Linked DNA regions of Homo sapiens: region 2 is linked to region 1. Evidence: read pairs that join two places in POLR2A ChIA-PET (ENCODE). Cell type or tissue: Panc1. All regions are shown on one strand.

The links. Peaks named below come from ENCODE experiments on the same cell type or tissue, not always from the same donor. Only the 100,000 strongest peaks of a DNase experiment are listed, where the experiment ranks them.
Region 2: POLR2A ChIA-PET joins it to region 1 with 13 read pairs; 2 of 35 experiments call an interaction of 5 or more read pairs at or near these places.

What each region holds. Positions count from the first base shown.
Region 1 is chr7:151,996,845-152,001,844 of GRCh38, reverse strand. All of the region lies in intron 5 of GALNTL5 (polypeptide N-acetylgalactosaminyltransferase like 5), which reads right to left. Among named protein-coding and RNA genes, the nearest start is that of GALNT11, 26 kb to the left of the region's middle. In Panc1, no CTCF peak of the experiment used is centred here; no DNase peak of the experiment used is centred here; H3K27me3 peaks cover 178 bases.
Region 2 is chr7:152,079,116-152,084,115 of GRCh38, reverse strand. All of the region lies in intron 1 of GALNT11 (polypeptide N-acetylgalactosaminyltransferase 11), which reads right to left. Among named protein-coding and RNA genes, the nearest start is that of GALNT11, 56 kb to the right of the region's middle. RefSeq lists an enhancer at 1,864-2,858. In Panc1, no CTCF peak of the experiment used is centred here; no DNase peak of the experiment used is centred here; H3K27ac peaks cover 996 bases.

The DNA.
Region 1 (5,000 bases):
GTTTTGATCAGAAGACTTAATATGGCAATAACCCCCATACTAATCTACAGATTTAGTGCAATCCCTATTGCAATCCCAGCTGGCTCTTTTTAAAGAAATTGATCCTAAAAGTCATATGAAAAGGCAATGGACCTAGATTAGCCAAAATAATTTTGAAAAAGAAAAATAAGGTTGAAGGGCTTTCTGATTTCAAGGGTTACTACAAAGTGATAATAATCAAAACAGTGTGCCATTGGTGTAAGGATAGACACAGAAACCAGAAATAAACCATGTGTCTATGGTCAATTGATTTTTGACAAGGGCCAAGACAATTCAATGGAGAAAGTATAGTCTTTTCAATAAATTGTGCTGAGGCAACGGAATATCCACATGCAAAAGAATGAAGTTAGACCCCTACCTCATATCATACTAAAAATCAAATCAAATGGGTCATAGACCTAAGGTAAGAGCTAAAATTATAAAACTCAGAAGGAAACATAAGCATATATTTATGACCTTAGGTGAGGCAATGGTTTCTTAGATATGACACCAAAAATACAGGGGACATAAGAAAAAACATATACGTTGGAATTCATCAAAAGCAAAAACTTTTGTGCTTAAAAGACACAATCGAGAAAATGAAAAAAAAAAAATGGCTGGTGCGGTGGCTTATGCCTGTAATCCCAGCACTTTGGGAGGCTGAGGGGGGTGGATCACCTGAGGTCAGGAGTTCAAGACCAGCCTGGCCAACATAGCGAAACCCCGTCTCTATTAAAAATACAAAAAAAAAAAATTAGCCAGGTGTGGTGGTGGGTGCCTGTAATCCCAGCTACTTAGGAGGCTGAGGCAGGAGAATCACTTGACCCCAGGAGGCGGAGGTTGCAGTGAGCCAAGATCGTGCCACTGCACTCCAGCCTGGGTGACAGAGCAAGACTCTGTCAAAAAAAAAAAAAAGAAAGAAAAAAAAGAAAAGAAAAGAAAAAGAAACAAAGAAAGAGAAAAAAATCCACAAAATGGGGGAAAGTATTTCCAAATCATACATATACTAAAGGACTTGTATGAGAATATATAAATAATTCTTACAAGTTAGTAATAAAAAGACAACCTGATTTAAAATGCGCAAGAGATTTGAATAGACATCTTTGCAAAGACGTATAAATGGCTGATGAGCATGTGAAAAGATGTTCAACACCATTAGTCATCAGAAAAACGTTAATAAAAATCACAGTGAGGTATCCCTTTACATCCACTAGGACGGCAAGAATGAAAAAGACAGACAATAGCAAGTGTTGGGGAGGTGGTGGAGAAATTGAAACACTTGTCCAGTGCTGTTGGGAATGATGGGTGGGAGGGGAGGAGTACAGAGAACAGGAAAGTTCTCTCTTGCCTGAAGGGCACTCTCTGGGCTGAGTTCTCTGAGGGTGTGTGGCTGGCAATAGCAACTTTGAGGACCTCCCTTCTCATCCCTGGTGGTCTCTGGTCAGCAGTTCCCACAAACTGGGCAAGTGCATTCTATTCTGGTGACTCAATCTGTCTTCTCAGCTCCTTAAGATCCTGTGTTCTGTCTCCAGCTTCTCTGCTGAGGCCTGTCCATTCTTCTAGATAGTCCTACCGGACACCATCTAAGATGATCCCTATAGCTCTCTCTCCAACACTGCCAAAGCAAACTCTGCCATAAATACAGCTACTAATCTAAAAGCAAGTGTCCTTTGTTCTACAGCTGGTCACAGTCTTTTTATCCTTTTGATTTTCGGCAGAAAACTAACATTAGTTCACTTCTCCTCAATCCCAATATATTTCCAATTTTATTGTATTGATGTCTGAGAATGTGCTGAATTCATATCAAGTCTCTCTCACCAGGCTTTGAGCAGTAGCTTTCTCCAAAAATCTCCTTTAATCTCTAACAACATGACTCAATCTGGCTGAGCCATCTCATTGGTTCTCAGATCTCTATTTTGAAATATCTTTATCGTGGTCAGTCTAACAACTCACTTTGGAATATTACAGCTATGATTTTCATGCCTCAACCAAAACTGAGCTAACAAGAGTCCCATTTTTAACACATATGTTTTCATACTATTGGCAGCACACACACAGCTTTATACTTCACATTTTTCACCTAAAATAGCTTCTATAATATTACGTAACATTATTAGCATTTTAAAATCATGTCTGCTCATTTGATAGGTGAAAAATAACATCTGGTTCTCCTAAGAAGATGTACGAATGGCTAGCAAGCACACAAACAGATGCGAAACATCATGTCATTAGGAAAACACAAATCAAAACCAACGTGAAGAACCACTTCACTTCCACTAGGATGACGAGAACTTAAAAAATGAAAAATAAGTTTTGGCAGGGATATGGAGAAATTTGAACTCTTACACATTGCTGGTGGGAGTGTAAATGGTGCAGCCACTGAAGAAAAGAGCTTGGCAGCTCCTCAAAAAATTAAACCTGGAATTACCATAAGACCCAGCAATTCTATTCCTAGGAACATGCCCAAAAGAATTCAAACAAATGTATATATGTGCATGGTCACAGCAGTACTGTTGACAACAGCCAAAAGAGGGAAACAGCCCAAATGCCCATCAATGGATGAATGGAGAAACAAACTGTGGTGTATCACAGAATGGAATATTATTCAACCATAAAAAAGGAAGCACTGACACATCCACCATGTGGATGAACCTCAAAAATATACTAAGTGAAAGAAGCCCGACACAAAAAGTTACATATTGTATGATTCCGTTGATATGAAATATCTAGAAAGAGACAGAACACAGATAGGTGGTTGCCAGAGACTGGAGGGAAGGAAGCTGCTTAATGGCTAAAAGACTTTCTTTTCAGGTAATGAAAATGTTTTGGAGTTAGAGGTCATGGCTGTACAACATTGTGAAGGTGCGAAATGCTACTTAATTGTTCATTTTTAAATGATCAGTTTTATGTTAATCGTGCCTCAATTTTAAAAAATCTGGTTAATTTTTTTTTAATCGCTGGTGAGGTTGAATTTTCCACATGATTAGCCATTTGTAAATGAAATTGTCGTGTACTTTGCCTATCGGAGTAGTTTTGTTTTTTGTTTTTTTTTTTTTAGATAGAGTCTCGCTCTGTCACCCAGGCTGGAGTGCAGTAGCATGATCTCAGCTCACTGCAACATTCACCTCCTGGCTTCAAGCAATTGTCCTGCTTCAGCCTCCCAAGTAGCTGGGATTACAGGCACCTGCCAACATGTCCAGCTAATTTTTGTATTTTTAGTGGAGATGGGGTTTCACCGTGTTGGCCAGGCTGGTCTCAAACTTCTGACTTCAAATGATCTACCTGCCTCAGCCTTCCAAAGTGCTGGGATTATGGGCGTGAGCCACCATGCCCAGCTTGGAGTTGTATTTTTAATGGATTTTAAATGTACATTTTACATACTAAAAATATTAACTTTTAGTCCTGTTACATTTCCCCAGCCTACTGTTATTTAATTTTATTATTTTTTATTTGCAGCAATTTTACATTTTTTTGTTAAAAAAATAGACTTTTTTTTAGCACCTTTTCCATTGGTTTTAAGCTTTGAAATTTCTTTATTCATAAAACAGGCAAGTATTAATCTATGTTTTTATATTTTTAAATTATCCCTTAAGAAGTTTGATGATGATGATGTTTTTACAGAGACAGTCTCACTCTGTTGCCCAGGCTGGAGTGGAGTGGTGCTATTATAGCTCACTATAACCTCCAACTCCTGGACTCAAGCGATCCTCTTGCCTCAGCCTCCTGAGTAGCTTAGGACTACAGGTGTGCACCAACACACTCGCCTACTTTTTTTAATAAAAATTTTTGTAGAGATGGTGTCTCACTGTGTTGTCAGGCTGGTCTTAGAACTCCTGGCCTCAAGCAATCCTCTTGCCTTGGCCTCCTAAAGCGCTAGGATTACAAGCATGAGCCACCACACCTGGCTATGGTTTGATTTTTTAAAATAAAATTAACATTAATCCAGTTATAATTTATTTGGGTTATGGTATGAAATAAAGACCTAAAATTTTCCCAAATGGCTAATTGTTTAAGTGGCATTAAACAACAACTGCAACAAAAACATTTTAAAAGTCTTTTTTCCCATACAGATTTGTGGTATCTCTTTACTGTATACAGTGTACACTTGTACCCTTAATATTGAAAGATTTAAATATTTGCAACTTTGAGGATTCTAATGACCCAGAAAGACCATAAATGCAATATTAAAAATTGCAAAATAATTTAAAATTATACTTTATGCAAAATTAATATGGGGTATTACTGAATTTTGATTTAAGTTAAAAACGTGGGAACAGGCCACCTAGCACCTACATTTCAATGAGGTTTTATTTTCACTCATCATAAAATATTTAACAGGGGAAATTTACATCCTGTAAGGAGAGCAAAGTAGTAGTGAGGGTCCCTCTTCAGCTGATTTCTCTCCTTCACAGGAATATTTTGTGGAAACCTAAAGTTTGGTGCTAGGAAAGGACGGTTGCTCTACTTCTGCTGCCTTCGAGAGTTTCGGGAAGGACCGTGCTATTTATTGGTTTTAGAGATGGCCTATCATTCATGTGCTAGATGACCTATCAGACATTCATCAGATTCTCTTTAGTGCTTGTGATGAGTAAAGGGCGTGAGGTCAAGCCTGCCTGATAGAGGAATTCTTCCCCTACTTGCTTCCAAAGAGTATTTGTGGAAATATTCTAAACAATTCCATTGCTCCCTAAAGTTTGGAGTTGGGAGCTACGTCCTCCATCTTACCCTGTGTAGAAGCTTATTTTCTGCTCTCCTGTCGTAGTCTATTTGCACCATTTCTCTAGGGATTGTGGATTGCAACGTTTGTTAACTTGTTTTTTGAAAAGCAACAAATAGCGTATGTATCAATTTCACAGTATTTCCTGTTTTTCTCTGTTTTGTATTTATTTTCGTTCTTTGGTTAGTGTCCACATTTTCACCCTTAAACGTAACTCATTATATATAATTTATTTTACATCACATTAAAATTCTCAGTTTGGTCT
Region 2 (5,000 bases), 82 kb before region 1:
CAGGCACAGAGAAGAGTGTCAGAGGAAATCCTACTGCTACTTAAGCCAAATATTTTTTTAAAGGAAAGCTTCCCAATTTGTTTTATGAAATGAACATAACATTGATTTCAAAGACCTGACAAAGACTGAACCTCCCCCACAAAAAGTCTCATTTATGAATATCAAGACAAACATCTTAAATACTAAACACAAATTTAACAATAAACGTCTAAAACATTTATGAGGAAAACAATAAGAAGCTCCAAAAGGTCCCAAAGGAAGACCTGAACTAATGGAAAGATGTACATGCCATATTCTTGGATAAAAAGACACAAAATCCTAATAAATACGTCATTTCTCCCTAAGTTAACTTGTAAGTGCTACACAATCATGTTAAATATATTATCAGGTTTTTTTTTCTGGAGCTAGACAAGTTAATTATAAAGTTCATTTGGAAAAGAATAAATAAGCAGGGAATAGCCAGGTAAACTTTGGAAAAAGAACTAGTGGGGTGTGAGCCCCACTGCAGAACAAGTGAACTCCAGGGCTTCTCTATCCAAACAGCGCAGCAGGGCCCACGCACAGACAGACAAACCAATGGGAAAAGAAGAGAAAAAAGACCCAATTACATTTAGAAATTTAGAAATCTAATATGTTTGCTATAAATAAATTTAGTATAAGCTTAGTATAAATAAAGAAAACATCACAAACCTGAGAGGAAATGAATGACTTTCAACTAAATGATGTCAGAACAACTGTTTAGCCATAAGGAAAAACAACAGAGTCTACTCCTCCCATCATTTATCCCGAAAACTGGATATTTAATTATAAAACATGACTCCATACAAGTACTAGAAGAGAATATGAGTAAATTCCTCTATTATCTGGGATTGGGCAAAATTTTTCTAGCTAGGACTAAAAAAGATCAGAATATAGGAAAAGAAACTGGATTACATAAAGACAAAAAACTTTGGATACTAAAAGACACCAAAAGAAAAGTAAAAAGACAAGTGACAAACTAGAAAAAATACTCACAATTGGTATCACAGACAAAAGAGTAATATCTCAGTGTTGGTTTTCTATTGCTATGTAATTACCACAATTACTGGGGGTCACCTTAGGGTCTGTGAGCCACAATCTCAAATAGAGATTCTAAAAATAAAGGACCAACAACCTTACAAACCATTCACAGAACAGAAACACAAATAGTTCTTAGCTATATGAAAAAATGCTCAAACCTGCTTATACTAAGAGAAGTGCAAATTTAAATTACATTGAAATATCATTTCCCACCCGATCAAACTGAAAAAATCCAAAAGCTTGACAACATATTCTGAGAGTGAGGCTGTAGGGAAGCTTTCATACATGTGTAAAAACCAAAGGAGAGTTTCCTCTTCAAAAACTTTCCTCCCCATCTAATTAGGAATAAATAGTAACTTCTCTTAGCAGCAAAATTTATTCAAAGACCTGTGCTAACATTCTTAAATATCTGCTAGCCATAATAAAGAAATCAATGTACTTTATGTTCTTAGCTCCCACACTTTAGCCTAAATATCTGCCCTGGCATGCTTTTACTAGTCCAAGCAAGCATTAGGTCATAGCCCGTTCCTCTTCCTTATTTGAAGGTTTTTACCTTTCTCAGCATTCCACAAGTTACTTCCTCTTTCCTTTGTTCTCCTCTGCCTTTGCCTCTTTTAAAAAGTTCTAAGTTGCTAGCCAATCGGGACAAATACAGAATGTGAGGTCCCGTTCCAGCCAATGGAAACCAGACACAGCAGTAGGGTGGATGCGTCAGGTTATAAATGACCCTGTCTCCTTTGTTCGGTGTACTCTCATGGCAAAACTGCTGGTAAGTGTACCCTTTCTGCAGAAAGTAAAAATGGCCTTGCTGAGGAAATTAATGTTCAAGTGCTATTTCTTTACAGCACCGAGGAACAAGCATTTCTAACACATGGTATACCTTCTATGCAGGTTCATTTAGCAATACCCAGCAAAAATACACTATCTACTCTTTGACTTAGTAATATTACTTCCAGTAATCTAAACCACAGATGGTAAAAATAGAAAACAATATATGCATAGGCCTATTCACTACAGGACTATTTATAATAGTAAAAGGCTAAAATAAATCCCATTGTCCATTAATAAGGGGCTGGTTGAACAAACTATGAACTATCCACACAATAGAGCAATACACAGCTATACAAAGGAAAATATTTTTATTAGTTGCTAATTACAGATTAATCTGTAAATTATGTTGTCAGGTGAAAAAAGATGAGAAAAGTATATATAGGATGCTACATGTAAGTACACACACACCTGCCTATATTATAAAACAAAGGATAAAAAGAGGAAAGACAAAGCATAATATTGGGTTGGTTTCTAGCATCCCCCATAAACCATTTTAAAAAAGCTGATACCCATAAGAAGAGGAAGAAAACATAGAGTGGTATGGGGTCAGGGCTGGAAGCTGACATCATCTTTGCAGGTGAAGAGTAGCCTTACACTACTATGCAATCCAGGAAACTAGAAAAATGTGTATACAAAAACATGCAAATAACAATTTAAGCACATACATATTTTAATCTGCACAAAAAGCAAACTTTTATTGTGACTGTTAGCATCTACTGTTGTTAATATTTAAAAACTGTTGTTAATATCTAAAATGCTTTGTGGCAAACTATTTAGGTCGCAAAGGACTAAAATCTCAGCTCACCCAATTTACATTCCGGCATCATCATCAGATTAGCCTGAGGGGTGTTTCTCAACAGCACAATACCGGGCTTTGAGGTAAGAAGGCTTCTTTTGAAATGCTTTTTGTAGTCGTCCTCTATTAACAGAGGTCATAGTCCACACCAGCTATAAAACTGTGCTCCATGAAGTAGTTAAATTACATAAAGGTCACTAAGACAATGCCTGTTATGCAATGTCACTCTACAGATGATGGCTTAATTCCACTAATCTTCCAGTCTAACCAATCTAACATTTTTCAGAAATCTTAATCTTTCAGAAATCTAAATCATTTCTGAATGATTTAATGAAAATCTTAAATAATCCTAAAGAAAAGGCTAATAAACTAGGAACACAGTAGAAGATCTACAGGCAAGGCTCCATTCAGGGTGCTGGCAATTAATGGGGTTTTTTTTGTTTGTTTTTTGGTTTTTCTGAATCAGAGTTTCGCTCTTGTCGCCCAGGCTGGAGTGCAGTGGCGAGATCTTGGCTCACTGCAACCTCTGCCTCCTGGGTTCAAGCGATTCTCCTGCCTCAGCCTCCTGAGTAGCTGGGATTACAGGGGCCCGCCACCAGGCCCGGCTAATATTTTGTGTTTTTTTTTTTTATTAGAGATGGGGTTTCGCCATGTTGGACAGGCTGGTCTTGAACTCCTGACCTCAGGTGATCCTCCTGCCCAGGCCTCCCAAAGTGCTGGGATTACAGGCGTGAGCCACTGTACCTGGCCCGCAATTAATGTTTTAATAGCTTTTGCTATTGTGCTAAAAGCTCAGAAAACACAGACAAGCAAAAAGGAAACTACTTAAAAATCACCAGAAGTCTCACCACTTTAATGTTTTGCTATATAATCTACTACTTATTTTCATCTTTCTACACTATCTACAAAATGCTATACTGCTTTTGGCAACTACCAAAAAATTAATAGACTCAGGTTAGTGGCATCATGGCTAATTTTCTTTGTTCTTTCTTTTATTTAAAACATTTTCTACAAGGAATATGTAGTGATTTAATAAATGAGGTAAAAAATTTCTTAGACAGAAACTCCCTAACTTGAAAATATAAGAACAACTATGGAAAAGATTAAATACTTTAAGGCTATGAAAGAAATAGGATACCATATTATTTTAACCTCACAAGCAAAGGGGATTTCCATAGCCACAAGCACCAAGAAAAATGAGCAGGTTTAAGCACACCGAAAGAATATTTTAATTCCATCAATTTGTCAAAAATATGAGAATAAAATTTGAGTACTGAACAAATGTTCTAAAAGCACAATTTGAAGAATAGTTTTTCCTCTATGAATCACTATCTAATCTGAAATTCTTAACCACCTTTTAATGTCCATCTTTTACCACAAGACTAATGAGAAAATTCTATTTCACAGGACAGCTTTCATTTTCTACCAGAATAAACTAATTTTCATAATATTTAATGCATTTAAAATGTATTTATTTACCTTTCAGTAGTTTCCAGCTATTTTCTTGTAAGATACTCTTGCATTACAAATTGTCAAACAGCAAATATTTATTAGCTTTTTCCATAAAAGAGGCACACTCATATTTTAACTCAGCTGTAGTCATGTGAGTACAAATATTAATTTACAACAGTACAGTACCCACATACCCCTGTGAAATTACCAGGTGATGACAACATAAAAATACACATTATTCTTTCCCATTCCTTATCTACCCAGAAAGCTAGAAGAAAACATAGCTACCAATAGTAGTTTATAATTACACATAAGGCGATTGCTGAATTAGGAAAGGTTCAGAGCAAATTCCAGACATCATATGCTCCCTGGGAATGATCCTCAGACATCCCTGATATTTATGAATCTCTTCTCTGTAAGACAATCGAAAAGAACATGAATGCATCAAATGTCTAACACTGTGTCTCAAATGCAGAAGAAAACCACAAGGTAATGCTGATGGGAGAAAGAAGCAAATTTAATCAAACACATAGAAAAGAAACTAAAAGGACAAACAACATGGCAAATACCTAGAAGAGCAAAACCTGGGACAGCTGATGAGCCAGTGAATAAGGGATGGTAGAGGCTGTTATTCTTCAACACTTTGAATGAATGCCCAAGTAAAAAGTAGCAGCTCTCGCTCACTATAGACCTGTGGAAGACAAGAAGGTAAAAGCTACCTCAGGTAAAAGCTAGCCTCAGGGAGCAAGCATGAGGTCAGTAGTTTCTACCTCCTAATTCTATGAGGTAGAAAAGAACAGTAAGGAAAACAAATAATATAAATTGAAATAAAATGACTATGGGCACATGCTACTGTGTCCAG